2 separate regions of the Homo sapiens genome follow, and region 1 is linked to region 2. A link is a loop called in an ENCODE intact Hi-C map of the cell type or tissue named here. Cell type or tissue: GM12878. All regions are shown on one strand. Each heading gives the region's core, and the rest is flanking DNA. Links, peaks and the distances in the headings are about the cores only.

Region 1 (14,860 bases), core at 4,435-12,434, 91 kb after region 2:
TTATACATTTTAATGTCTAAAATACCTAGAGCAGTTGTGACTGACTGAGGGCATGTCTGAGGTTTAACTAACCAAATAGCACTTTTCTGTTTCTTTCTCAGGCTTTTTCTTCTATTCTGTTCCATTTCACTAACTAACCTTTAGAGTTGTAATGTTAGAGTCAGATACGTGAGCTGACATTAGATTTTCAAGGAAAGGATTTTGAAATCTAAACAAACTCAAAGGGATAAGTTACTTTTTGGGGGAGAAACAAAGCAAGAATTCCCATTTGCAGCTTTCGTAACTCTATTTCCCTATGAAGATAAAACATAAATTGGTACGCATTTCCAAAATGGACGTACTGGTTTGTTTAATATGGTCCTGCATGAGCCCGCCTGTCTGACTTCATTCCAGCATTGTTCTCTGCATTCTAGCCACAATGTCAACTTTCAGGTCATGCGACCTCCAGCCTCAGGGCCTTTACATATGCTGAAATACCCCGCTGGGCATACACTTCATTCTCTTTACCTGGTTAATGCTTGGACACTCTGTTGTTTTGGCTTCAGCTCATTCCTCCTTCCATCTCACTCTTTGCATCTAGGTTTAATTCCTTATCTCCCGAATTATAACCTCCGGTAGTTAAATCTTAGTAGTTAGGAGACAGGACAGTATCCCTGTCCCAGCTTGGCCACTTAGCACACCATGTGACCCTGGGTAGTTTTTTTTTTTTTTTTTTAATCTCTCTGAAGCTTAGTTTCCTCAACAAGAACGTTTTGAATAATAAACTAGCTAATACATGCAAAGCACTTAGAATAATGACTGGCACAAAGTAAATATTCAATAAATACTAGCTATTAGTATTACTCTTTTAGGATGAATCTTACTGTGACCTCTCTGTCCTTGTGAGAAAGGGTCTTTATTTCTCCTTTTGACAGTTCATCTAGTTCCTTTTGGTATACTATTCAACCGTCTGTTTTTATAAGGAAAATTCTTAAGGTTTTTTCACAAACACTGGTAACATTGGATGTAATCGACTGTTTTATTTAATTTTTGAGACAGGGTCTTGCTGTGTTGCCCAGCCTGGAGTGTAGTGGCATGATCACAGTTCACTGCAACCTTGAACTTCTGGGCTCAAGCAATTCTCCCACGTCAGCCTCCCAAGCAGCTGTGACTACAGGCACATGCCACCACACCTGGCTATTTTTGTTTTTTTTTTCTAACTTTTCATCTTTTAGTAGAGACGAGGTCTCACTATGTTGCTGAGACTGGTCTTGAACTCCTGGGCTCAAGCAATCTGCCCACCTTGGCCTCCCAAAGTGCTGGGATTACAGGTGTGAGCCACTGTATCTGGCTTTGTTTTTAAAGGGATTTTTTTTTTCCTTTATAAATTGTTGTATTGTTTCTGGGGAGAAATCTAGTAGTGAATCCCTTGTAGATAAAGTAACGTCTTATGTGTTTGCTTTCTGAGGATTCTATCTTTGTATTCTGTAGTTTCACTATGATATGTCTAGTTGTAGAATTATTTTTATTTATGTATCTGGGGACTCATTGCGATATATTCATCTGAGAATGAATGTCTTGAACACATTTTGGAAACTTAGCCATTAATTCTTCAAACATTTTTTAACCCTAATTCTATTTTCTTTTTTGGAATTCCAGTTACATGACTGTTGGTTCTCTATCTCCCATATCTGAAGACCTTGTTTCAGATTTTTCATCTTTCTGTGTTGTGTTTTGGAAAATTTTCTTAAATATATTTTCTAGTTCACTAATTCTCTATTCATGTGTCTAATCTGACATTTAACCCATCCACCAAGTTTTAAATTTCAATAACTTTTGTTTTAAAAATCTGTAATTTCTATGTGATTTGTTTTCAACTTTGTTCTTTTAAGACAGTATTTTGTCAGGTTTTTAATTCCTTCTTTTAGGTCTTTAGAAATCTTAAACATAGCTATTTTATAGCCAATAACTCTAATATCTAAAGCCATTGAGGGTCTCATTTTGCAAAGTCAGCACAGGGGTTCAAGTTTAGTTGGACTCTTTCAGTGGGAGCACTGTTAGGTCTCAATTGAGAATGTAAGCAGAAATTTATACTGTGCTGCTTCTACCAGGTGCCTTGGGGTTAGTTTTAATGTTAAAATTTCACCTTGGTGATTCTCAAACTATAACGTAATGTAAATGTACCCAAAGTAAGTATAGACAGGCCTAAGGTTTTGAATTTCCAGAGGAGACGACTTCTTCCACTGCAACAGGAGACCTATAAGCTTTCTTTTTCTGTGTGCTGGCAGCTAGTTATCTTTTTTTTTTTTTTTTTTTTTTGAGACAAGAGTCTTGCTCTGTTGCCCAGGCTGGAGTACAGTGGTGCGATCTCAGCTCACTGCAACCTCTGCCTCCTGGGCTCAAGTGATTCTCCTGCCTCAGTTTCCCAAGAAGCTGGGATTACAGGCGTATGCCACCACACCTGGCTAATTTTTTTTTGTATTTTTAGTAGAGACGGGGTTTCACCATGTTGCCCAGGCTGGTCTTGAACTCCTTACCTCAGGTGATCCACCCACCTCGGCCTCCCAAAGTCCTGGGATTACAGGAGTGAGCCACCATGCCCGGCCTAGTTATCTTTTATACAACATATTCACCAAGGGTATAATGCTTCAAGGGCCTACCTTAATGTGAGAACCTCATTTCCAACTCTTCACTTTGCACGTAACCGAGGTTTTGCCACACAAATTCCTGACAATTGACATTCAAGCACAGGGCAGGGGTGGCAGTAGTAGTGACAGCAACAGTAGCTCTTGGCCTGCTTTGGTTTTCAGTTACTTTTCAATTCCTAGGAAATTGAATTCTCTTCTACTTATTTTCAGATCCCAACTCAAGTAACACTTTCTCACAGAAGCTATCCCTTACTCTCCAGAATAGATCAGGCACCTGCTCTACACTTCCACAGCTCCCTGCATTTTTCCTCCACTGCACATAATAATTTGTAGTTATGTTTAGTAGTGTGATTATTTGTTTAATGTTTGTCTCTGTCACTACACTGTTAGTTCCATGAGGGCAGGAATCATTTGTCCACCATAGTATCCAATCTGGCACAGTACAGCAACAAAAGAAGTATTTGCTGAATGAATAAAATGAGTGTGTGTGGCTGGTTGGGGGTGGGTGAATATTAATGTGAACATAACTCCTCAAAGAAAGTAAAGAATTGAAAAAGGAGAAGGAAAAGAGAAAACATTTTATTATGAATATTTCAAAATTGCAGGAAACACACTGCAAATCCCTGGGGAGCCACTTCCTATTTCAATCAAACCCTTATTCAACATTCTTGGTTCCTTTTTGTTTTAATTGAGATATAATACTTAGATCTTAAGTATTCCATTGACGGGCGCGGTGGCTCACGCCTGTAATCCCAGCACTTTGGGAGGCCGAGGCAGGCGGATCATGAGGTCAGGAGATCGAGACCATCCTGGCTAACACGGTGAAACCCCATCTCTACTAAAAATACAAAAAATTAGCCGGGCGTGGTGGCGGGCACCTGTAGTCCCAGCTACTCAGGAGGCTGAGGCAGGAGAATGGTGTGAACCCAGGAGGCAGAGCTTGCAGTGAGCTGAGATCGTGCCACATTGCACTCCAACCTGGGCGACAGAGCAAGATTCCATCTCAAAAAAAAAAAAAAAAAAAAGTATTTCATTTAATCCGTTTTGACAAATGTACACTCCTGCAACCCACACCCCTATTGAAATGTGGAATATTTCTATCAAGTCAGAAAGTTTCCTCGTCTCTCTTCAATATTTCCATTTCTAGAAACAGCCTCTTATCTGATTATGATTAGGAGTTGATGATTAACTTATGGCAAAGGATAAGTTAGTTTGCCTATTCTAGAATTTCACATAGAAAAAAACAGTACGTACTTTTTTTGTCTGGCTTCTTTTACTACTCATAATATTTTTGATATTCACCAATGTCGTTGCATGTATCAATGTTATTCCTTTTTGTGTTGAGACAATTCTATTGTATGAATATAACACATCTTGTTTATCTATTCTGTTGATAACTACGTGGGCTATTCCAGCTATTATGAATTGAACTGCTATGAACATTCTTGTACAACGCTTTTTGTGAACATGTTTTCATTTCTCTTGGATAAATATCTAAGAGTAGAATTGCTGGGTCATAGTATAAATTTTGCTTCTTTAAGAAACTGCCAAATAGTTTTCCAAAGTAGCTGTATGATTTTATAGGCCCGCCAACAACAGGGTGAGATTTCTGGTTGCTCCACATCCTCTCCAACATTTGGTATCATCCAACTTTTTCATTGTAGCCATTCTGGTGGGTATACAGTGGTATCATTGGCATTTTCCTGATGATTAATGATATCAAGCACATTTTCATGTGCTTATTGGCCACTGGCATATCTTCTTTGTGGAATATCTGTTCAAGTCTTTTGCTCATTTTTTAAAAAAGGCTTGTCTTTTTATTGCTGAGGTGCAGGAATTCTTTATATATTCTGTCCTTTGTCAGACATGTTTTGCAAATATTTTCTTTCAGATAGTGGTTTGTCTGTTTTTCTTTTTCTTTTTTTTTTTTTTGACAGAGTCTCGCTCTGTCACCCAGGGTGGAGTACAGTGGCGTGATCTTGGCTCACTGCAAGCTCCACCTCCCAGGTTCATGCCATCCTCCTGCCTTAGCCTCCCAAGTAGCTGGGACTACAGGCGCACACTGCCACGCCCGGCTAATTTTTTGTATTTTTAGTAGATATGGGGTTTCACCGTGTTAGCCAGGATAGTCTCGATCTCCTGACCTTGTGACCCGCCTGCCTTGAATAGTATCTTCTAATGAGCAAAAGATTTTACATTTGATAGGGTCTAATTTATCAATTTTTAAAATGGTTTGTGATCCCTATAAACTCTAATGAATTTTTATTCTTCCTAAGAGAATGAAGAATTATTCTCCTATACTTTTAGTAGCTTTATGGTTTTAGCTTTTATGTTTAAGTTTATGATACATTTCAAATTGATTTATTTGTATGGTATGAGGCAGGGGTTGAGATTCTTTTCTTCCCTGTGTAGATATCCAGTTGTTCCAACAGCATTTGTTAAAAATAGAAAGAGTTTCCTTTTCTGACTGATTTGCTTCTTACCTTTGTTGAAAGTCATTTGACCTTACACATGAGTGTCTTTTATGGATACTCTATTCTGTTCCTTTGATTTATTTGTTCATCCTTTTGCCAGTATCTTACTTTCTTGATTACTATAGCTTTATAGTAAGTCTTAATGTCAAGTAGGATTAAGTCTGCCAACTTTGTTTTTCTTTTTCAAGACTGTTATGGTTATTCTAGGTCCTTTGGTTCTCCAAATACATTTTAAAAACAGTTTGCTAATTTCTATAAAAAAGCCTGTTGAGATTTGAATTGGTATTAAATCTATAGATCAATTTAGGAAAATCTGCCATCCTAACAATATTAAATCTTTTAATCCATCAATATGGCATACCTCTTCATTTATTTAGGTTTTCTTTAATTTCTTTTAGCAATGTTTTACAGTTTTCAGACTTGAACATCTTCCATTAAATTTATCCATAAGTATTTGGTATTTTTAATGCTACAGTAAATAGTATTTTTCTTTTTGTGAGACAGGGTCTTGCTCTGTTGCCCAGGCTGGAGTGCAGTGGAACAATCATGGCTCACTGCAGCCTTGACCTCCCCGGGCTCAACTAATCTTCCCACCTCAGCCTTCCCAGCATCTGGGACTACAGGTGCGTGCTACCACACCTGGCTAATTTTTGTATTTTTTATAGAGACAGCATTTCACTATGCTGCCAGAGGGTGGTCTCAAACTCCTGAGCTCAAGTGATCTGCCCGCCTCAGCCTCCCAAGGTGCTGGGATATACACTTTATATCTTGTAGCAATACTATAAAATTTACTTATCTGTTCTACTAGTGTTTTTTTAGATTTCTTAGGACTTCATATGCACAATCATGTCATCTTCAAATAAAGACTGCTTTACTTCTGTCTTTCCAATATTTATACCCCTTTCTTCTTGTCTTGTTGCATTAATTAGGTCCTCCAGTATAATTTAGAATAGAGGTGGTGAAAGTGGATATCTCTGAATTGTTCCCAATATTAGGGGGAAATATTTCAAAATTTAAACTGTAGGTGTGATCTTAACTGTAGGTTTTTGTAGGTGTTCTTTATCAGGGTGAGGAAGTTTCCTTCTACTCTTAGCATGTGGAAAAGTGGAAAGTGTCCCCGAGGTACCTGTTCTCCTAAATTTCATGTCTACTATTCCCTTTCCATTTGCATATTAAAGTAATGCTAATTTCTGCTACTCTCCTGGGATCCTCCATTAACTTACCACGTTTCCTGCTTCTGCAGCCAGCCGGGCAGCATAGCGAGCTATAAGACGGTGTTCCTCATCCAGTCGGCTAGGACTGTCCAGAACACTGCCAAGGAAATAAAAATGCAACAAGTGTCTATTAAACATCCCTTATTCTTGTTCCATTCTCAGAAAGAACAGATGGAAGAAAAGCTCATAAAAGAATGGTAATAAAAGAACTAGAGGCCTGGGTCATAGATACTAATGGTCTTCTGAAAAAAAGGGGATTTAGAGAAATGAGGAGGCCACATTTGTCATTCCTCACTGGCAGCACATCCCCGCTGCTCCTCCACCATCAAAGGGGCACTTCATTTTGAATGCAAGGCCTGAGAAAACACAGGGCACCCACAAAGTCTGAGGCAGGGATTTCTAACCAAATGTTTAAAACTGATGACTTTTTAGACCTTGATCTCAAATTCAAAAAGACCAAGAGAAAACTAAAGCATCATGAAAAACAGAGGGCTGAGAAAAAATATACTTAACACTGGCTAAGCAAAAGTTTGGCCTTGCCAGGGCAGGCCAAACACACTGTAAAGCTGGAAAGATTCCATGACATCAAATATTCCCCTTTTCATGCCCCTTTCTCTTCCTTTACTATGCTCATTCTACATCTATAGCCCCATCTTGGAGTTAATTAGTTTAATGCATTACTTTTCAACAAGAGTACCAATACTCTAAAAATCTAAGGACCCATTCAGACAGGCTATCAGACAATGTGGTATCTGGATGAGGGAAGGGTTCTTGAGTAATAGGCTGGCTCTGCATATGGGATGCTGATATGGAACTTCTGATTCTGAAATACATGACTTCTTTAGTATACCAAATGCTATTTATCCTTATCAAGACAGTCCTAGATTAATAGGGACTGTGGCTATATAATTCTCTGTTTAGGACTGGCAGATGCTTTAAGACGACAGTGATGATGTTGACTAAATGACCAGAGGTGGCTGTTGTGGCTTACCTCCACTTTGGCCCTATGTTCTTGGGTTTCCAAAAACCCTTGATCAGAGTTTGGCAGTATGACAAGTCATACAGAAAAATTTAAAGACATGACTTCAATACTCATCGAAGTTTGTTATAATTACTGAGGGGAATCTGGGAAGGGTGTGGCTAAATCAATAAAGACCTGTCTGAACTTTTCATGTGTAGAATCAACTATATTTTTTCTAGTTTTTTTTTTTTTAATCTTTCTATCTCTTTGGCTAAGTCTTTAAGCTTAACTTAGTCTTTCTTCTGGGATTTTTTTTTAAGTGCTTCGAGTCTTCGCCTATGACATTTGTCAACACTTTATAATTTTAAGCATGCAAATATCCATCTTCAGGATGATCACCCTCTCAAAAATGATCTTGTAATAAGAACAGACTACTATTAGGCGGCTTTAATATTTTAGGGTCAAGGCCCCAAGGTGAGAGATAAACTATAATATTTGTGCTTTAAAGGTATTTGTCTGAAATAAGAGAACTATCTTTTAAATTAAAAAAAAAACAATAAAAATGAATGCTTAACGATACAAGTGGATCATATTATGGAGGGATTGGTAGCCGAAGAAGTGGGGCCTAAAGTGGCTGACCTCTGTTATCTGGCAAGGGATACAATAGGTTCTTCTGTGCAAAAGAGCTCCTTTTTCTCAATCACATTCTATCTCCTTAGGAAGGTTGATCCTATTTGTCATTTATACATGAGTGTGGATGACAGACTGCTTTAATTGGCTATGTTTTCTAGCCAGAAACTAGAAGCTTGTGTTGATGAGAGGTTTTAAGGTCAATGATTAGAAAGGATCCTTATTCTTCTGTTTGAATTGACTTTCATTTTCAGAATTAGTTAGCCAGAAAAGTTCTGACTTCTCGGAAGAAGTATGAAGCTCAGCTTCTTAGATTACTAATCAAGAAGTCATGTAGTACTCACTCACTCATCATGTTCTCCCAGGGCTACCAGCCACCAATTTTTGTTCAGGGAGCCAAGGTGAGACTTCAGGGCCTTAGCTAAACCTACCATAAATCTTATTGGGCTAAATTACTAGGTAACAGTCTCTTGTCAAACATTCTGCTGCTATTTTTACCATGGAAACTTTTGCTCACTCTGGACAATTGCCTTTAGTGATAATAAAGAATTTGTCTTGCCTAGGGTGAAACAACTCTGTTCCTAGAGACCAAGAGGCTGGGACAGTGTGCAAAGAAATCATCTGTTGGATGAGGAGACACTCTGTGATGCAGTGCACACAATTATCAGGCCCTTCCTTCCCTCCTAGAGGGTAAGCCTATTAAACATATTTAGAAGCTTAGAAAACCCTACTTCTCAGCCGGGCGTAGTGGCTCATGCCTGTAATCCCAGCACTTTGGGAGGCTGAGGCCGGCGGATCACGAGGTCAGGAGATCGGGACCATCCTGGCTAACACAGTGAGACCCCGTCTCTACTAAAAATATACAAAAAAATTAGCTGGGTGTGGTGATGAGCGCCTGTGGTCCCAGCTACTCGGGAGGTTGAGGCAGGAGAATGGCATGAAGCCGGGAGGCAGAGCTTGCAGTGAGCTGAGATGGCACCACTGCGCTCCAACCTGGACGACACAGTGAGACTCTGTCTCAAAAAAAAAAAAAAAGAAAAGAAAACTCTACTTCTCCAAGCTTTAGAGATACATAAATACCCCAGAATAGTGATGCTATTTAGTCATATCAGGAAAACTATGGAAAACGGTATAAAGTATAATATTTAAAAGTCTTTTTCATATGTATATTTCCCAACTGACTATTAATTTATTCTTCTGTTATTAGGGGAAGTAGCAGCAAGGTCAGATGACCCTCCCAAGGAGCCATGGCATGCTATAAGCAAAACTAAGATCAAAATTTAAAGCTTCAGCCTCTGTTATGTGTACAGCTTATAAATTATGGTTTTCTCTCTAAGAACAAGAATCTCAAAGCATGGCTTTCCAAGTTGTTTGGCACTGTGATTCTTCTTTGCTGTTATGTAGGGGAAGGATGGCTTTAGATTGCTTAAACTTTACCTGTCATCCTACTTGAAGAATGGTGGTGGGTGTGGGCATGGAGTGAGCAGGAGACTTTGGACCTACCTGAAAGTAATACCACTTTTTTCGGTATTAAATCTTTTAAAAAAAGGATTAACTTTGCTATAGTTAGCAGTTATCAAACGTTTTTCCATCCCAAACCACTGAAGAATCAGACACATTCTCTTATTAACAGTGAGTCACTACCGCAGTAGTTTTCAGGGTAAGGGGAATGTGGAGCTATTATAATACATGTAACTATTATAATATGAGAGGGTCTACATAATTTGGAAAAAGACCCTCAGGTGACAGTGACCCAATACCATTGTTGGGAATCACCGGTTTAAATAATCAACACTGACAGATTCCTGCTAACAGATAAAGGGTGGTAAAGATGTAATAGGGTGACAGTATCAAAGTCCCCAGATAAGACAAAGTGGGATATCTGTGGGTTGATCAACTCTAAACTTGGAATGTCAATAGAAAGATTTCATTAGTTAGGTAAGAATGAACAGGAAGAGGTTGCATCAGATACCTCTGTGAGTACTGCGATCCCTCATAGGTTTATATATTTTTTGAGTGTAAGCTGAAGGAAGTGAACCCCACTTTAAAGGAGAATGTCTGACTCCATGTTTAGGTCAGCGCCCAGGCTTGGCAAGCCTCCCTCTCTTGTAGAAGCTAATGCTTAGCAACTATTTTAACTCTGCCAAACATAGCTGGTAGCTGCTCAAGAAAAACCTGACATGCAGTTTTTTTTCCAGCTGACAACCCCAGGTAGCAAAGCTCTCCCTCCCTCTGATCACCCGTGGCTACCCACTGCTGCTGCACCACCACTGACCGTGCACAGTGCTGCAGACGGGCCACATAGGAGGCTATCAGCGCATGCTCATCGGCCAAGTGACTGGGTATATCCTGGCTATACTGTAACCTAGGAACAATGGAGGCAAAGACAGCAAGCGTGACACAAACACATACAGAGGGAGAAATGAACATGGATTAAAATGAGCAAACTTCAAAGAAAAATTTAAAAAATAATAAATCATGATAAGGAAAACAATAAAAAACCCACAATGCATAATGGAATATGGTGTTAGATCCTCAGGAATCCATCTCTCAAATCCTTTAAACAAAAGCAGTCCTTCAGGAGTGGCGCTGGCCCACTGACATGACAGCCCTTGGGAAGAACCTGTTGAGTCGGCAGGGGAGCCGCATGTACCACTTTTGTTCGGGTGCTGCGCTCTGTGATGATGCACTTTTTAGAAGATGCCTTCTGGCAAGACAACTGAGGCACAGCCAATCTACTAAATATCACTACATGACCCCCTAGCGCTATGCTTTTATAAGCTTTTGTGTACATCTAAGAATTTTCAGTGTTACTTCATGTTGCCAGTTAAACATTTTTATTTCTATAAGGATACTGCCTTTAGCATCAGTCTATTTCTCCCATAAAACTGGTACCCATCCCAAACTCATTAGAACTGCGCCTAATTATAAGGCAACACTATATACTCTGAGTGAGGCTCTCTCTTATAGATACATGAAAGGTCCTTAAGCACATGGTCTTCTAACTTTTTACTACAGAAATATTAAAACTTGCATAAAATAGAGTAATCTAATGACTACCCCTCAGGTACCCATAGCAAAACTTGAATGAATGTCAACATTTTGTCAATGTTATCTAATCGAATTTTCATTCCTCCAACATTTTGTGCAGGGACGAGTGGCTAAAAGCAAACCCCAGGCAATTATTTCACCTGGGAATACTTGAGCCTGTACATCTATCAGATAGTAAAAACATTTCACACAACCTAACACCATTATCACACCTAAAAACACAGACAAAAATATTTTAGTATCCCAGTCCATCTGCCAATTTCCTCAAATCTTAAAAAATGTCCATTTACAATTAAAGTCAAGATCCAAACAAAGTCCCCACTTTGCAAATGGCTGGTAGGTTTCTTTTATGTTTGTATGTGACTGATACATTTCTGGGTTTTTTTTTGTTTTTGTTTTTTTGTTTTTTTGAGACAGAGTCTCGCTTTGTCTCCCAGGCTAGAGTGCAATGGCATGATCTCGGGTCACTGCAACCTCTGCCTCCTGGGTTCAAGCGATTCTCCTGTCTCAGCCTCCCAAGTAGCTGGGATTACAGGCGTGCACCACCAGCTAATTTTTGTATTTTTAGTAGAGACGGGTTTTCGCCTCTGTTGGCCAGGCTGGTCTTGAACTCCTGACCTCAAGTGATCTCCCTGCCTCAGCTTCTCAAAGTGCTGGGATTACAGGTGTGAGCCACTGCGCCCGGCCCCAGTCACCTTTCTGAAGCTCAAACTCTCCTACCTTTGGCCAGTGGGAGCTCCTGTAATAGGCTCTTGTGTTCTTTTGATATAACCATTAGACCTTATTAGCTTTCCTGCTTTCTAGCACAATAAAATGCTCTAGTTTTTTTTCTTTTTTTTCTTTTTTTGAGACGGAGTATCACTCTGTCACCCAGGCTGGAGTGCAGTGGTGCAATCTCAGCTCACTGAAACCTCCGCCTCCCAAGTTCAAGTGATTCTCCTGCCTCAGTCTCCTGTGTAGCTGGGATTATAGGCGTGCGCCACCACGCCCAGCTAATTTTTGTATTTTTAGTAGAGACGGGGTTTCACCATGTTGGCCAGGATGGTCTCGAACTCCTGACCTCAGGTGATCCACCCACCTTGGCCTCCCAGTGTGCTGAGAATACAGGTGTGAGCCACTGTGCCTGGCCCTGTAGTTTTGTTTGTTATATATCCTGTCCCAGACTTGGAATGAACCATCCTTCTAAGGATCCCTCGTTCCGTTTACTGGCAAAGAGTATTTAGAGACTGCAGTCAGGATGCTAGGGTGCCCACTGTTCTAGGCTCACCGATTCTAGGCCTTCTCAGTGGAAAAAGCTAGAAAATCTGTATATTTTAGAATGAAGAAAAATAAGTCCTCTCAGTGCTTTCAAGGTACCGTTCCATTTTCTTCTGGCTTGCATTGCTTTTAATCCTTTTCCCATTTGTCCCGAGAATACTCACTGGCAGCGCTTGCAGATACAGCATTTACCCTGAGATAACTTTCCCATGAAATATCTCGCTTTTATTATTATTCTCTCATCACTCTAGTACACGGACTTTGGAAAGAAAAGACATCATTCTATTTATAGCATTCTATTCTTAGTAGTGGTATTTCCATTTACAAAATACTGTAATTCTTGATTGCTGAAAATGCCAAAGCTTAGAAAGCGTAGCATTCCTGTGCATGATGTTAATTATTATTATTATTTTTTGAGACAGAGTATTACTCTGTCACCAGGCTAGAGTGCAGTGGCGTGATCTCAGCTCACTGCAACCTCTGCCTCCCGGGTTCAAGCCATCCTCCTGCCTCAGCCTCCCAAGTAGCTGGAACTACAGGTGCACGCCACCATGCTCAGCTAATTTTTTGTATTTTTAGTAGAGATGAGGTTTCACCATGTTGGCCAGGATGGTCTCGATCTCTTGACCTTGTGATCCACCCACCTCTGCCTCCCAAAGTGCTGGGATTACAGGTGTGAGCCACCATGCCTGGCTGATGTTAATTATTAACATCGTTCTCAAACGGCTGGCTGAAGATTCATTTAATGAATCAATTTTTTCCGAAATAGATGATTCTGATGACTCAGATGATTCTGATGTTAGTTCTGTTTAGAAATAACTACAAAAACAGTTTGTGTATTTTATTTTCACATTGAAAATCAGTCAGCTTTGCTTCAGCCTTAAAGAGCGTGTTTATGTAAAATTAAAGGAGCACTGGCAGCGAGCCGTACTTTTTTTCTAAATGGGAAAAGGGTTAATGAGAAATCAACAGTTAAAAAAAAAAAAAGAGAGAGAGAAATCAACAGTTGTTCTTATCTTTGTTTCCTGGTACGTAACATGTCTTTTTTTTAGGCAGGGTCTTGCTCTGTCACCCAGGCTGGAGTGCCATGGTGCAATCATGGATCAATGCAGCCTCAACCTCCTGGGCTGAAGCAATCCTCCTGCCTCAGTCTCCAGAGTAGCTGGGGCTACAGGTGTGTACCCCCACACCCGGCTAATATTTATTTATTTATTTATTTATTTTTGAGATGGAGTCTTGCTCTGTCGCCCAGGCTGGAGTGCAGTGGTGCAATCTCTGTTCACTGCAAGCTCTACCTCCCGGGTTCACGCCATTCTCCTGCCTCAGCCTCCTGATTAACTGGGACTACAGGTGCCCGCCACCAAGGCTGGCCAACTTTTTTGTATTTTTAGTAGAGACGGGGTTTCACCGTGTTAGCCAGGATGGTCTCGATCTCCCGACCTCGTGATCCGCCTGCCTCGGCCTCCCAAAGTGCTGGGATTACAGGCATGAGCCACCATGCCCAGCTCTAATTTTTAAATCTTTTGTAGAGACAGGGTCTCACTTTGTTGCCCAGGCTGTTCTTGAACTCTTGGGTTCAGGTATGTAATATGTCTTTTTTTTTTTTCTCTAGCTGCTTTTTAAATGTTTTATTCATCACTGATTTTCAGCAATTTGATTCTGATGTGCCTTGGTATAGTTTTCTCTTTGTTTATCCTGGCATACAGTTTGTTGTGTTTATAAGTATTTGTAGGTTTATAGTTTTTAATGAATATGTAAAAATTTCTTTGAAAAGTTGGGAAAAAATGTTTCTTAAATATTTTTTCTCCCTCTCGTCTGTTAGACTGCCTGACATTATCCCACAGGTCCCAGAGGCTCAGTTCGTTTTCAGTCATTTTCCTCTCGGTGCTCCACTCTGGGTAATTAGTATTACCGTGTCTTTAAGTTCAGTGTAAGTCCATCCATTGAATTTTTCATTTCGGACGTTATCCCTTTCAACTCTCTTGTAGGCCATTATAAGTATTTTAGCTTTTACTCTGATATGAGAAGCTATTGAGAGGTGACATATGGTTTTATTTTATTTATTTTATTTCTTGAGATGGAGTCTCGCTCTGTTGCCCAGGCTGGAGCGCAGTGGCGTGACCTTGGCTCACTGCAACCTCAGCCTCCTGGGTTCAAGTGATTCTCCTGCCTCAGCCTCCTGAGTAACTGGGATTACAGGCGTGTACCACCATGCCCAGCTAATTTTTGTATTTTTAGTAGAGACAGGGTTTTGCCATGGTGGCCAGGATGGTCTTGAACTCCTGACTTCAAGTGATCCACCCACCTAGGCCTCCCAAAGTGCTGGGATTACAGGTGTGAATCACCGCACCCGGCCCTGATATTATTTATATTTTAATAAGATCATTAGGCCGGGTGTGGTGGCTTATGTCTGTAATCCCAGCACGTTGGGAGGACGAGGTGGGAGGATCACTTGAGCCCAGGAGTTAAGAGAACAGCTTGGGCAACATAGCAAGACCCTCGTTTCTAAAAAAAATTAAAAGATATTTCCTCTCTAGAAAGTAAACTGCTAGAGAACAGGGGAAGATGCAGTCAATTAGAAAACAACTGCAATCTTCCAGGTGAGAGACAAGAGTGGGCTAGGAAAACAGCATTTAACAGAGGTCG
Region 2 (14,860 bases), core at 4,497-12,496:
TGGATCATTTGAGGTGAGGAGTTTGAGACCAGCCTGGCCAACATGGTGAAGCCCCATCTCTACTAAAAACTAAAAACATTAGCTAGGTGTGGCGTCAGGCGCCTGTAAACCCAGCTACTCAGGAGGCTGAGGCAGGAGAATCGCTTGAACCTGGGAGGCAGAGGTTGCAGTGAGCCAAGATCGTGCCATTGCACTCTAGCCTAGGAAACAGAGCGAGACTCCATCTCAAAAAAAAAAAAAAAAAAAAAAAAAAGAAAGAAAGAAACGAACTCATTCAGCATATAGCCTTTTGGAACTGGCTCTTTTCACCAAGCATAACCCTCTGGAGATTCATCTAGATTGTTGCATGTGTCTCTAGTTCACCCCTCTGTATTGCTGGGTAACAGTTCATGGTATGGTTATGCCAGCATGTAAACACTCACCTGTTGAAGGACATCCGCAGGATTTCTAGTTTCCAACTACAGCTTAGAAAACTGAGGCCAGAGAGTGAAGCAACTGCACAGGCATAATACGGCACAGCTGGCATTTCAGCTCCAGTCCATTTGCCAGAGTCACACGGGATGACAGGTGAGAAACAGACCAGGCAGCTTCAATGGGATAGATGGAGACTTGACGTCATTGATAATCTGATGCCTTGAAAGTCGTGTGTAAGAAGCTGACTCTGAATTGGAGGGAGGCCAGGAGATTTGCACCCAGCTCTGGCAATGGGTTTGGGGAAGCTATAAACCACCTTTCAAAGGGAACACCTGGTCGGGTGCAGTGGCTCATGCCTGTAATCCCAGTACTTTGGGAGGCCAAGGTGGGTGGATCACCTGAAGTCAGGAGTTCGACACCAGCCTGGCCAACATGGTGAAACCCCGTCTCTACTAAAAATACAAAAAAAAAAAAAAAAAAATTAGCCGGGCATGGTGGCGGGTGCCTGTAGTCCCAGCTACTCGGGAGGCTGAGACAGGAGAATCACTTGAACCTGGGAGGCGGAGGTTGCAGTGAGCCAAGATTGCGCCACTGCACTCCAGCCTGGGTGACAGAGCAAGACTTTATCTCCAAACAAACAAAAAACCACAAAGGGAACATCTATTGCTGACTGAAAACAGATGAGGAGGGACGTAGCAACTGATTTGCATTGTTCTAGGAGCATCCAGATCAAACGTATATTCAGGGGCCAGAGGAGAAGTGTAACTGAATTTAGAGGAGCGGATGGAGTGGAGAATAACTCGAGGAACAGCGCCATCGGTGTGACACTACTCACACTGCAGCCATGAAGGGATGGGCTCTCCGGGGAGTGTGGAGACCAGAGGTTCGGGGGTAGGCTACAACCTGGGGCTGGAAGAGATGACAACAAAGGAGAGAGAAGGGGGCTCAGGGAGGCAGGGCGAGCCAGATGAATGAATGAAGGCCAAAGACAAAGGGACTCAGTATTTCCGAGGCAAGAGGTCAGGGAGGAAGGAGTGCATTTGTTATCTACAGCGCATAACAAGTTAGCCCATATCTTAGCGGCTGAAACAACACGTATTGTCTCTCTGTTTCCATGGGTCAGGAATCTGTGAGTGGCTTGCTGGGGTCCTCAGGCTCAGGCTCTCTCACAGACTGCAATCAAGGTGTCCGGCTGCTGTCATCTCAAGGTTTGATGGGGAAGGATCCACTTCCAGCCTCACTCACATGGTTGTTGTTGACAGAATCTAGTTCCTCACAGGTTGGTGGACTGAGGGCTTCAATTCAATGCTGGCTATTGGCCAGAGGCTGCCCTCAGCTCCTTGCCACGTGGGCCTCTCCACAGGACGCTCCCAAGATGGCAGCTGGCCTCACCAGAGAGGAAGGAGGAGAGAGCGAGAGAGTGTGTGGCAAGCGAAGAGACGAACTTTCATAACCAAATCTTGGAGGCATTTGCGCTGTTCTCTCCGTTAATAGCCAGTCACTAGAACCAGCCCACACTGAAGTGGAGGGGATTACAAGGATCCAGATACCAGGAAGCCATTTTAGAAGCTGCCCACCACAGGAGCAAAGGCAAGGGGGCTGGACCCGACCTAAGACTACCCCAGGCAGCCCAGAGCAGACTGTCCGAGAGTGTGAGGACAGAATCCCAGCCCGAATCCCAGCTGTCCCAGCACCACAGGGAGACATGGACACACTCAGGGCCTCCTGCCGGTTCCCAGAAGAGCCTGGCTCAGTCATTTGCCTGGGTTCACTCCCACCACCCCCAGCAGTGCCGGGAATAAAACAATAATACACAGCAGCAAAATGCCCCTCCAGCAGCCCATGTACACAGCCTGGCTCACCTTCCCCATCTTACCAGCCGGCACTGCCATCGGGACACGGAAACCTCTTCAGGACGTGGGAGGAGGGGAAGCAATTCCATAGACATTTCTGGGCCCTTCTCAGCTGCCCCCACCAGCAGCCAGCAGCCCCCTGGATCCATCTGGGGAAGGAGACTCCCCTTTCCCTGAGGGCCTCCCCCTCTGAGCCTGGCCAGCACCCTGGGCCTGTTCTCCTGTCCCCCTGCAGCTGCAGGGCCATAGGTCCCCTTGTGGGAGGGACAGAAGGACAGAGAGGCACCAGGAAGGTGGGCACCAGGGCCTTCCCACCAGGAGCCGACACTCCCCAGGGAACATTTCCGGGGCATGCTCAGGAGGCAGGAAGTGGGATGCAGGGGAAATCCTCAAAGGCTGAGGCTGCGGCTGGACAGAGACTTGAGGGAGGAACAGAGGAGGATGGCAGGTACAAATCTCAACCCACGGCAGGTAAAAGACATGCACCTTTTTAGAAGTCCCCTGATGTCAGTTTTTAGAAGTCCCCTGATATTTGTCTCTGCCCAAATCTCATGTCGAACTGTAATCCTTTGCATGGGAGGTGCTTGGATCACTGGGCTGGATTTCTTGTGAATGGTTTAACGCCATCCCCTTGGTGCCGTCCATGTGTTAGTAAGTTCTTATGAGATTTGGTCATTTAAAAGTGACACATAGCATCTCTCACAAAGTGTGGGAGCACACTCTCACTCTCTTGTTCCTGCTTTTGCTACCTGCCTGCTCTTCCTTTGCCTTCCATCATGATTGGAAACTTCCTGAGGCCTCCCTGGAAGCCAAGCAGATGCCATCATCATGCTTCCTATAAAGCCTGCAGAACTATGAGCCCATCAAAACTCTTTTCTTTAGAAATCACCCAGTCTCAAGTTTTTTTGTGTGTTTTTTTGTTTGTTTGTTTTTGAGACGGAGTTTCACTCCGTCACCCAGGCTGGAGTGCAATGGCGCGATCTCGGCTCACTGCAACCTCTGCCTCCTGGCTTCAAGCAATCCTCCTGCCTCAGCCTCCTGACTAGCTGGGATTACAGGTGTCTGCCATCATGCCTGGCTGATTTTTGTATTTTTAGTAGAGACGGGGTTTCACCATGTTGACCAGGCTGGTCTCGAACTCCTGACCTCAAGTGATCTGCCTGCCTCGGCTTCCCAAAGTGCTGGGATTACAGGCATGAGCCACCATGCCTGGCCAAGTATTTCTTTCTTTCTTTTTTTTTTTTTTTTTTTATGACAGAGTCTTGCTCTGTTGCCCAGGCCAGAGTGCAGTGGCGTGACCTCTGCTCACTGCAAGCTCTACCCCTCAGGTTCATGCCATTCTCCTGCCTCAGCCTCCTGAGTAGCTGGAACTACAGGCGCCTGCCACCATGCCTGGCTAATTTTTCTGTATTTTTAGTAGAGACGGGGTTTCACAGGGTTCGCCAGGATGGTCTCTATCTCCTGACCTGGTGATCTGCCCGCCTTGGCCTCCCAAAGCGCTGGGATTACAGGCGTGAGCCACTGCACCCGGCCCTGGCCAAGTATTTCTTTATAGCAATGTCAGAACAACCTAATATATACCCTTTGGGACGAGGGGCATATGATAGACAGAATAGTGGCACCTGAAAGATGTCCATGTCCAAATTGCTGGAACTTGTGAATTTGTCAGGCCACATGGCAAGGGGAATTAAGGTTGCAGATGGAATTAAGGTTGCTAATAGCTGACCTAGAGTTGGGGGGATTATTCTGGATTATCAGGGTGTGTCCAATGTCATCACAAGCATCCTTAGAAGCGGGAGAGGGAGGGCCGGGTGCAGTGGCTCATGCCTGTAATCCCAGCACTTTGGAGGCCGAGGCAGGTGGATCACATGAGGTCAGGAGTTTGAGACCAGCTTGGTCAACAGGGCGAAACCCCGTCTCTACTAAAAATACAAACATTAGCCAGGTATGATGGCACATGCCTGTAATCCCAGCTACTCGGGAGGCTGAGGCATGAGAATCACTTGAACCAGGGAGGTGGAGGTTGCAGTGAGCTGAGATCACACCACTGCACTCCAGCCTGGGCAACAGAGCAAGGCTCCATCTCAGAAAAAAAAAGAAAAAAAAAAGTGGGAGAGGGAGATGGAAGAGTCAGTGTCAGGGCAATGCAACATGAGAAGGCCTCAACGCATTATGTCTGGCTTTGAAGATGGAGGAGGGAGCCACAAGCCAAGGAATGTGGGTGCTTCTAGAAGCTGGCAAAGGCAAGGACATTGGTCCTCCCCTGGAGCTTTCAGAGAAGGCCACAGCCCCTTTTTCCTGTTCTTCCCCCTCTGTTCCAAGCTGGGGCCTGAGCCGGGCAGCTGGGCTAAGAGCTGGAAGACCTGGATTCCAACCCTGGCTCTGCCTCTAATTTGCTCTTGGACCCTGAGACGTCGTGTTTCTTCACTTGACCTTAGTTTTCTGACACATGGGCTTGTAACAGGCTCCTGCCTGTCTCCTGGGGTGGCTAGGCCCAGGCCACATGTAGGGATGCTCAAAAGCAGGGCAATAGTCCTGAGGCCCATGCCAGGGCCCTGGCCCCTGGCTCCAGGTCTAACGCCCATTTGCATTTTCATTCCTTTTCTAACCCAACAAAGGATCAGGGCTGGGATCATAAAAGTGACTCCCAGAGAGTAAACCTCCTCTCAGACAAAGGACGGCATGGAGGGCAGAGGTGTTAAGTCAGTTCCCTAAGTCCACTCAGCCAGCTGGGGCCAAGCACTAAACTTCCAGGCTTCCAGTGAGGGCATTTTCCCCACCCCAGAGGGTGTCCTTCAGGGGAACATCTGTCCCAGAGTGGCACTGGGTAAAGGGCAGGGGCTTCGCATTGGGAGCTGTGGATTCTCGTGCCAGCTTGCCCACTCGCCAGATGTTGTGCTCTTGTTGATCATGCCTGGCTTGCGGGGTTGTTGGGAGAATTAAATGAGAGGGTGCTGAGTGCCTGGTACTGAGCCCACACATAGCGAGTACTCCACAGCCTTAGCTGACATGAACTGCCTGCCTTCCCTGCTTCTCTCCATTCCTCATTTCACAGAAGACAGGGGAAATTCCCCTTTCAGACAGAGCTCTCATGAGATCCTAGTCACAAACCCGGAGGCAGACAGGCCAGCCCTTGTTTTTTTGTTTTTTTGTTTTTTTTTTTTAGATGGAGTCTCGTGCTGTTGCCCAGGCTGGAGTGCAATAGTGCAATCTCGGCTCACTAAAACCTCCGCCTCCTGGGTTCAAGCGATTCTCATGCCTCAGCCTCCCGAGTAGCTGGGATTACAGGCACGCTCCATCATGCCTGGCTGATCTTTTGTATTTTTAGTAGAGATGGGGTTTCATCATGTTGATAAGGCTGGTCTGGAACTCCTGACCTCAAGATCTGCCGGCCTCGGCCTCCCAAAGTGCTGGGATTACAGGTGTGAGCAACTGCACCTGGCCCCAGCCCTTGTTTTGTCCATTTTAAGGATGAGGCTGCTGAGGTCCCGAGGGGGCTCTGAGCAAGCCAGCGGCAGAGCCAGGGCCAGACCAGGACTCTCACCTCACCCTCTGTCCACACAGAATTTCCCAGGGGGCCCGGGGCTCTCTTGTGCTAGAGACTGGCTGAGGCCGAGGGCTTGTCACCCAGCCCACCTGCTGCCAGGCTGGGTACTGGCTCACAGCTCTGTCCCTGAGCAGATCTAACCCAGCCCTCCCCTTGCTGTCCCCTCCCTCTCACTGCGTCCCAAGCACCCGGCCTCCAGGGTCATTTGGAAAACCTGCCTGTCCCCAGACATCTTGAAATCTCTTGAGTGGAGACCTTTCCTTGCCACACTTAATGAATTTCAGGAGCTGAATGTGGGCCCCTGGGAGGTTGGGGGCTGTGAACAGTGGGGAGAGGAGTAGACAGGGACAAAGAAGTTCAGGACAGGAAGGTGCAAGAACCTGGGCTGCGGGGGCTGATTTTCCTGAGCAGAACTGGGCTAGCATGTTCGTGGGGACAAGGGAACAATGGGGGAGATGGAGGCCGGGTGTTTTGCTAAGCCAGGGCAGGAAAGCCTGACCTTCTGCACTTCTCAGGGGCCCAGCAGTGCCCTCCACACAGACCCTGGAGATATGGGCTTGGGGCTCTTGCCCAGAGAGTGGCAGGGAGGGCCCATCTTAGGTCCTAAGGTGTCTGCTGGTTCTGCCAGGTCTAACTCAGGTGCCCAAGAAGCAAGTCCTCTGAGGGCCCCAAGACCACCCATAGTGGCCCTAGAAAAGGTGGCTCCCCCATCCCCCTTGAGCCTTAAACTTGGCAGATTTCCTGGATTCCATGACTGACACAGACCTTCCTTTCCCAGCAGCCAGCCCTGAGCAGGGCCCATGGACTCGCCCTGTCCCTTCCCCTCCTTGACCAGGCAAACCATCTTGAAGTTGCTAGAGCAAGATTCTTCCTTATCCACTGGGAGAGGCCAGGGTCTGTCCTTCTCTCAGGCCACCCCCACCCCCAGCCCCCCCTTCTCTTCTCAGGTGATTTTGGTGGCATACCTCTTCCTTTCTGTCCTAAGCCCATCAACCCCCCTCCCACTTTTTTTTTTTTTTTTTTTTTTTTTGGCCACAGAAAAGAAAGAAAAAGGAAAACAGCCTAAAGGCATATTCTCCTTTGTGTAAAATTAATATATGCTATTCAAGGGCATGTAAATGTAATTTTAAAGTCAGCTTTCTTGGGCCTTTGTTAGGAGGCCGCTGTCGTGGTCAGAAATCTACATAGCATATGGCATATAGTAGGTGGTCAATAAAAAAAAACTCATCCTGCCCTCCTCTCTCCCCGCCACCTTTCCTTTCTCAAGGGTCCCGAGGGCACCTGGGCTTCCCAAAGCAGAGAGGCCTGTTGGGGGCAGATGCCCACCTGCCCTCCCGCCACCCGTGCCTGTCTGGGCTTCTCCTCCCAGAACAAACCTCTCCTGCAGGGGAGGGCAGGTGGCACCTGAGGGACTGTCCTGAGGGCTACTGAGGGACTCAAGGAAAAAACCCACCTTGAGTCAAGCAAGTCTTCCATGTCTCAGAGGGGATCCTTCCCAGGCCTCCTTTTTTTTTTTTTTTTTGAGATGGAGTCTCAGAGTCTTGCTGTGTCACCCAGGCTGGAGTACAGTGGCGTGATCTCAGCTTACTGTAACCTCCGCCTCCCGGGTTCAAGCGATTCTCCTGCCTCAGCCTCCCGAGTAGCTGGGATTACAGACTGCACCATCATACCCAGCTAATTTTTTTTTTTTTTTGAGACAGAGTCCCACTCTGTCGCCTAGGCTGGAGTGCAGTGGCATGATCTTGGCTTACTGCAACCTCCGCCTCCCGGGTTCAAGCGATTCTCTTGCCTCAGCCTGCCAAGTAGCTGGGACTACGGGCACGTGCCACCACACCCGGGTGATTTTTGTATTTTTAGTAGAGACGGGGGTCTCACCATGTTGGCCAGGCTGGCCTCAAACTCCTTATCTCAGGTGATCCGCCTGCCTTGGCCTCCAACTCTGTGCTGGAGCTACAGATATGAGCCACCGCGTCCGGCCAGGCCGCCTTTTAAATTAGGATCAAGGAGCATGGCCTGAAAAAATGATTGTTTTAGTGCCCCGACCCCACGAGGGAGTGCGGGACTGAGACCCCCATCAGGCCACTGAGCAGGGGAGCCAGGACAGCTTGGCGGTCACACCCCGGAGGTCTGGGTGCAGCGCGGGAAGGCTGGGTCCCTTCTAGGATCTCTGGGCCACTAGTCCAGCTGTGGGGACAGTGTCCGAAGCCCCTGCCCCACTGACTGGGGATCCGGAAAAAGGGTGCCACCTCCCCACCCCAGGCATCTACTTTGCTTAATGGAGGCTGAGCCCAAAGAGATGCCATTGAGCACCTAACACCACTATTGCCACTTTTCTGGCCACTTTTCCACATCAAACTCATTCTTTTGGTCAAGTGGGAATAGAAATCAGGGAAAGTTGTGGGGAAAGTCATTTCAAGTAAACAGATTCAAAAGCGCTCGACAGCCCCTCGGCGGCTCCGCTCCGAATAACCCCACCGCGGTCAGCAGGTTTCGGAGCGGAGTCCGGGTCTCCATCGGCTGCAAAAACCAGCGAAGTGGGCGGCTCCGCCAGGCCGAGGACCCAGTGCAGTCGCCGCATTTCGCTCTTCACCCTCCAGGTGGCGCTAGCGGGGGCGGAGCGCATATTTGTATTTGGGGAGGAGCTTCAGAAATGCTGACTGTTGATTGGCTGGGCTCAGTCTCGCTTTCTTTTCTCCTTCCCGGCAGGGCTAGGGAGGGGACCCAGTCCCGGTGCCTGAGCTGCGCAAGAGGAAACGTGTGTGTGGGAATGGGACAGAGGGGACGGGGTTGGCTCACTTGACACAGAAAGAACATTTGGGGCATGGCCCCTGGGTGTGTTCACTCCTCAAGGACAATCCTGATTTCCTGGTTTTTGTTTTTTTAATAAAGGCAATTTGTTAAGTGTATAATGAACTGTGTTTTCCATTTGTCATTCCTTTATAAGACACCTCATAAATTTACACACCAGGAAAATCCTTGGTGGGACCTGTTGATAATAAAGACATCGTTATTTACAAAAGAACGAAGGTGAGGACCTTCTAGACCTCCCTTTTTCATTTTCTTGGTCTCTGAATGTTGTGTTTGTGTTACCAATATAACGATCTGTGGCTGTATTTTATTTGCACATCTAACAACTGATTGTTAAGCTTCCGCTATCTGGCAGGCATTGGGTGGGGTTTCTCTGAGTCAAGAGTGAGGAAAAAAAGAGGGGGAGCTCGTGGACAGGTAGGACAGGCGGCAGCCAGGATCCAGGCTGTGCACGGGGAACATTGAAGAACGCTGCCACGGCCCCGAAGAAGAAGTGGAGCCACGGGGAGAGGAACGGGGAATTTAGAGGAAGTGGGGCCCGAGGGCAGCGGAGCAGAGCCGCTAGCTCAAAAAGCGCAGTGCTGAAGTCACACTGATGTCACTGCAGAAGCCCAGAGGAGCTAAGGAGAGGTGAGATGTTGGGGGATTCCCTAGGGCAGCTGGAGTGGGCCCCTGGCCTTTTGTCCGGTTGGTGGGGAGGAAAGCATTGGAAAGTATAACTTCCAGAATATTTCCTTCTTGCTCAGGACAGAAAGCCATCTCTGGGGCCAGGCGCGGTGGCTCACGACTGTAATTTTAGCACTTTGGGAGGCTGAGGCGGGTGGATCACGAGGTCAGGAGTTCAAGACCAGCCTGGCCAACATGCTGAAACCCCGTCTCTACTCAAAATATAAAAATTAGCCGGGCATGGTGGCAGGCGCCTGTAATCCCAGCTACTCGGGAGGCTGAGGCAGGAGAATGGCTTGAATCTGGGAGGCAGAGGTTGTGGTGAGCCGATCATACTACTGTACTCCAGCCTGGGAGACAGAGTGAGACTCCGCCGCAAAAAAAAAAAAAAAAAAAAAAAAAAAAAAAAAAAAAAAAAGAAGAAATTTTTGCTAAGTGAATAAGGGAAGCAGATGCTTCTTGATCGGTAGAGAAAGCTCCCTCTAGGAGCCTGCACAGAGCCCAGTATCTCTGGCAAAGAATAAATTGTTCGGAGAGGGCTCTCTTTAGTGTAGGGGAAAGTAGCCCCTTTGCCCCGGGAGAAAACTGTGACAAGACCTTGGCGTTTCAAGGGCTTGAAGAAACTGCTCACCCACTGAGGGGGCAAGCAAGTCACAAGTGTGTGTATACCTGGTGGTGAGAGTGAGGTCTGCGAGGTGGTCCTCCCCATCCTGTCCTGCTCCTTACCTGCCATTCCAAGACCAGCCTCCACCCCAGAAGCAGATTTTCCCATGACTTGAGGGCTACAGCCTGGGCAGAGATTTGGCTCAGGGCCCTGGACTCCACCCCTCGACCTCCTTAAGTGGCCCTTTACATGTCTGGGCAGGGGAGACAAATCAGCGCCCCAAGCCTGAGCACCCGTGCCAGGCCTGGGGAGATCCTCAGCCACCTGGCACCGGGCGTGGGGCTTGGGCCCTGGCAGTACCAGGTTCCCTTGTCCCCATCACTGTAGCCTCTCGCCTATGAGTCCAGGTAGGGTCTGGCCAGTGCGGCTCAGTGTGGCTTGACCCACAGTGCCCAGTGGATGGTGCAGACACTAGTGTCAGAGGAAGAAAGGAAAGCAACCATTATTACTCATTTGCTATGTGCTCAGCCCTGCTCCAGGTCTCTTACACATTTTAATATAATCCTTAGAACAACTAAATAGGTTGGAATTATCTTCATTTTATAGATGCAGAGAATAAGGCAGTGACCTGAGGTCACTCTAGAAAGGAGCAGCGTCAGGATTCAAATGAAGGTGTGCCTGCCCTCCAGAACCCATGCTTTTCCATTGAACCCTATAGCTGTCCAGGAAGGCATGGTCCCCAGGGATCCCAGGAACCCTCAGGTACCTCCCTGAGAAGCAGGGCCCCAGACAGGCCTCCAAGAAACAGGGAGGATGAGACAACTCCAGAGAAGAAGGCAGAACCCTCGCTGGTGAGGACCCTTGGGAGCAAAGACAGGGACAGAAGGAGGAGACTTAGCAAGGGGCCAGCAGGGTGCAGACTCGCAGAAAAAGGAAAGGGAGAAGATTCAAAAGGGCAAATTGAGGCAAGAGGTGACAGATTTAGACCAGGTCTAGGGAGATCATGGAGGAAGCCCGGGGCAGCTGGAGGCACCCCAGCAGGACTGGATGACTTAGGGACCAAGGTTGGAGCAGAGGGCAGGAGTCACACATATAAATGCTCCTGGGAGCTGGGCAGGTCACGTCAATGGGCAGGTGAGCTGAGGGTGGAGCACAGACAGAGCTGAGCAAGAGACAAGCAGGACGTGGGAGTTGGAGCGGGGTTGGGAGCCCTCAGACAATAACCAGAGGCTGGGACACAGGCGCCCAGTCTTTCCCAGGCAGCTGGGTGGGCAGCGGGCACACCAGACAATCATGGGTCCTGGACCCACACCTCAGATCCCCTCTTAGTGACTGTGCAAGCTTTCCCATCCTCGTTAGCCTCTCCAAGTTTTCTCTACAGATGGACACCCTCGGCATCGCCTTAAAACACGTATTCATTAACCACACTAAAAAGCAGTCTTTTCCCCATTCCAGGGCCAGTCTGCACAATCGTTAGGTTCTAACATAAGCTTCATTTCCAGGCCAGCACACCCTCCGGGTCACAATACATTAGTCATTTGCCATTCAGAATTGGCACCCATTGTGTGCCAGCACTGTCTTTTAGCTCCTTCTCCCATGTTTCAGGCTGGTGGGAACTGGCACCCACCGTGTGCCAGCACCCTGTCTTCTAGCTCCTGCTCCCGTGTTTCAGGTTGGTGGGAAGTTTTCAAGTTTCAAGTGTCTGGGGGAAAGTTTATACCTCATTTGGGTGTTCCCGAGCAGGAATACCCTCAGCGGTAACTGGCACAGAGTGAGCTATTGCTTCCTGTGGGCCATGGTGATTGGACTGTCTCCCACCTAGCCAGGAAGTGCCTCCAGGCAGGAGCCGACTCTTCTAGAGGCCTGAGACAGGCCTGCTCCTTTGCATAAGAACTTGTCCAGGATGCTTTAGCTTTGGGCTGGGGTGGGGTGGGTGGTGCGTCATTCAGGAAGACAGGTGGATTTTTTTAAAGCAATAAAATAGTACTATTATTTGTAAACTTTGTTCAGACACTATCCTAGCATTTCATGTGTGTTGGTTAACAGGCAGAAATTTAATTACCTGCATTATCTCTCTATATATTTAGTAAATCATTTGCGTGTTAGGTATTTGTCCACAAGCACTCATTTTAGTTACCAGGGATCTTGGAGAACATAGTATTCGCACATTTTGAGGGACTCGAAGGTGTATATCACTATCCCTGACTTTAGGGACCTTATAGTTGGTTCAGGAAGACAAGAAGAGCATGTTAAAAAGCTCAGAGGAGCCAGGTGCGGAGGCTCAACTGTAATCCCAGCACTTTGGGAGGCCAAGGTGGGCCCAAGAGTTTGAGACAAGCCCCTTGCTTGAGCTCAGCCTGGGCAATATGGCAAAACCCTGTCTCTATTTAAAAAAAGAAAAAAAGAAAAAAAGAAAAAAAAAAAGGCTGGGTGCAGTCGCTCAGGCCTGTAATCCTAGCACTTTGGGAGGCCGAGGCAGGTAGACCACGAGGTCAGGAGTTCGAGACCGGCCTGGCCAATATGGTGAAACCCCATCTCTACTAAAAATACAAAAATTAGCTGGGCATGGTGACGCACACCTGTAGTCCCAGCTACTCGGGAGGCTGAGGCAGAAGAATCGTTAAAACCCAGGAGGCAGAGGTTGCAGTGAGCCAAGATCATGCCACTGCACTCCAGCCTGGGCTGGATCTCAAAAAAATCCAGCTGTTAGCGTCCTGATTTTGGACTCCATCTTAAACAAAAAAAAGAAAAGAAAAGAAAAAAAAGCTAGCCAGGCATGGCGGCATTTGCTTACAGTCCCAGCTATTAATACTTGGGAGGCTGAGATGGGAAGATTGCTTGAGTCCGGGAAGTCAAGGCTGCAGTGAGCCATGATCACGCCATTGCACTTGAGCCTGGGTGACAGAGCAAGATGCTGTCTCAAAAAACAAAAACAAAAACAAAAAAAAAACAACTCTTGGGTTCAAGGCCCCGTGTGACTGGGCGGGGTGGGTACTAACTTCACAACTCTGCCTATGTTGAAGGGGCTTCTCTCTACTCTGCCTCAGTTCCTTGTTTCTCTAAAACTTCTCCTTTCCTACTTATAGCCCCAGGCCATCCTGGACAGTCATTGGCAGGCCCACCATCACTATGGGGTGGCCCAGTGTCACATCTGCCAGGAATACCAGCACTTGAGAATTACCTATGCAAATTTTGCACTGACCAGTGGTGAACAAAATAATGTAACCCACATGTAGATTGGGGGTGTGGGGCTTTTGCCACTGGAGTTCCCCCGGCCTTGAATGATGGGAGCAGAGGCAGTGACAGCAGACATTGGAAGCAGCTGGCCGGGGCCTAGGGGACCGTCTCTGACTCGGCAGTGAGGTCCCTCTCTGCATCTTCTGTCCTAAAACTGTGGCTTTGCACAGAAGCCACAAGGTAAAAGGGGATGGAATAATTGTAAGTGTGGACATTTTCCCACAAATCTGTGCTCCCCAGAAATTCAGTTGTCTTTTCTTTTTTTGAGATGGCGTCTCGCTCTGTAGCCCAGGCTAGAGTGCAATGGCACGATCCCGGCTCACCGCAACCTCTGCCTCCTGGGTTCAAGTGATTCTCCTGCCTCAGCCTCCTGAGTAGCTGGGATTACGGGCACCCGCCACCTCACCTGGCTAATTTTTGTATTTTTAGTAGAGATGGGGTTTTGCCATGTTGGCCAGGCTGGTCTCGAACTCCTGACCTCAGGTGATCCACCCGCCTCAGCCTCTCAAAGTGCTAGGATTACAGGCACGAGCCATCACGCCCAGCCAGTTGTCTCAGTTCTTAATTCTTCTCTAGAGTCAGAGGGAGGTCGCCTGCTGCCTGAGAATGGCCCAGGAAGGCATTCTCTGGCCAGGGCTTCAGAGGATGTAACGATGCCCACACAGAGCTGGGAAAGTGCCAGTTCCATGGCCGCCCTGGAGCAGCTGCCTGACACAGGCATGGCCAGCGATTACAGGCGGTGGGGGGAGCCTGAGGGTCTCAGCAGACATGTTGCCATGGGGGAATTGTGGGACCAGTAGAGCCAGGTAGTCTAACTTTTCCAGAGATACTGTAAATCTGGGTTTTTCTGTTAAATCTTCTGATATTTCACCATTTGCAACCCATTAAATTGTCTTAAAAACGCCTCCTGGGCTGAACAAAATAAGACTTTGGGCCACCCTCTGTTCTGCCCTCCAATTTAGACCCAAAACGTCCACCTCTTAGTCCAAACCATCCTGGCCTGGCCCCTCGGGTAGGGTTCCCCTCAGAGCGCCCCTTCCCAGAGAGCAAAGCTGGCAAATGAAACGGGGCAGGAGCAAGTGCCAGCGTCAGCGTGGGGACCCCTGCACTTGGCAGGGAGCGGGGATTTCAGCCTGGTGCAGGGCTGAGAGGTATCACCCTTCTAGCCTCCGCAGCTGACTTTCTTTAGGGACGGGCACCTACCAGGCCGGCGGCTGTGGTGGACCAGGCCAAGGAGACAGGCGGCAGCAGGTGAAGTGATGCTTCCTCCTCAACTGGCCTAGTCCTGGGCCCGAGGTGGGCAGGAGGCGGGCAGGAGCAGTCTTAGCCATGCCGAGGCCAGGACACGGGGCTATGCTGTCATTTCTTTGCCTCCTTCTTTGAGGACACTGAAATCAAAGCTCCCTCCTTCTCACCCCAGGGGAGCTGTGGGGCTGGGACTGGAGAGGCCCTCGCATCTTGCTTTGCCCTTGTAATTTTTTTTTTTTTTTTTAAGACAGAGTCTTATTCTGTCATCCAGGTTGGAATGCAGTGGCACGATCTTGGCTTACTGCCATCCAGGTTGGAATGCAGTGGCACGATCTTGGCTTACTGCAACCTCCACTTCCCAGGTTCAAGCAATTCTCCCTGCCTCAGCCTCCCAAGTAGCTAGGATTACAGGCGCCCGCCACCACGCCTGGCTAATGTTTGTATTTTTTAGTAGAGGCGGAGTTTCACCATGTTGGCCAGGCT

The links. Peaks named below come from ENCODE experiments on the same cell type or tissue, not always from the same donor. Only the 100,000 strongest peaks of a DNase experiment are listed, where the experiment ranks them.
Region 1: a loop joins it to region 2, with 7 times the contacts of the local background. A loop is called at or near these places in 3 of 110 quality-filtered maps.

Annotation. Positions count from the first base shown.
Region 1 is chr2:25,445,224-25,460,083 of GRCh38, forward strand. It overlaps DTNB (dystrobrevin beta), which reads right to left. Exons shown (of 21, transcript NM_021907.5): 11 at 10,182-10,271; 12 at 6,325-6,412. Among named protein-coding and RNA genes, the nearest start is that of DTNB-AS1, 32 kb to the left of the region's middle. RefSeq lists an enhancer at 7,970-8,029. In GM12878, for the core only: no CTCF peak of the experiment used is centred there; a DNase peak (open chromatin) is centred at 8,148; H3K27ac peaks cover 1,246 bases.
Region 2 is chr2:25,353,701-25,368,560 of GRCh38, forward strand. No RefSeq gene overlaps it. Among named protein-coding and RNA genes, the nearest start is that of DNMT3A, 19 kb to the left of the region's middle. RefSeq lists enhancers at 2,366-2,866, 4,740-5,275, 8,493-8,572, 8,843-8,942, 8,993-9,042. In GM12878, for the core only: a CTCF peak has its summit at 8,404 (motif pointing right); DNase peaks (open chromatin) are centred at 8,501 and 9,151; H3K4me3 peaks cover 1,065 bases; H3K27ac peaks cover 1,500 bases.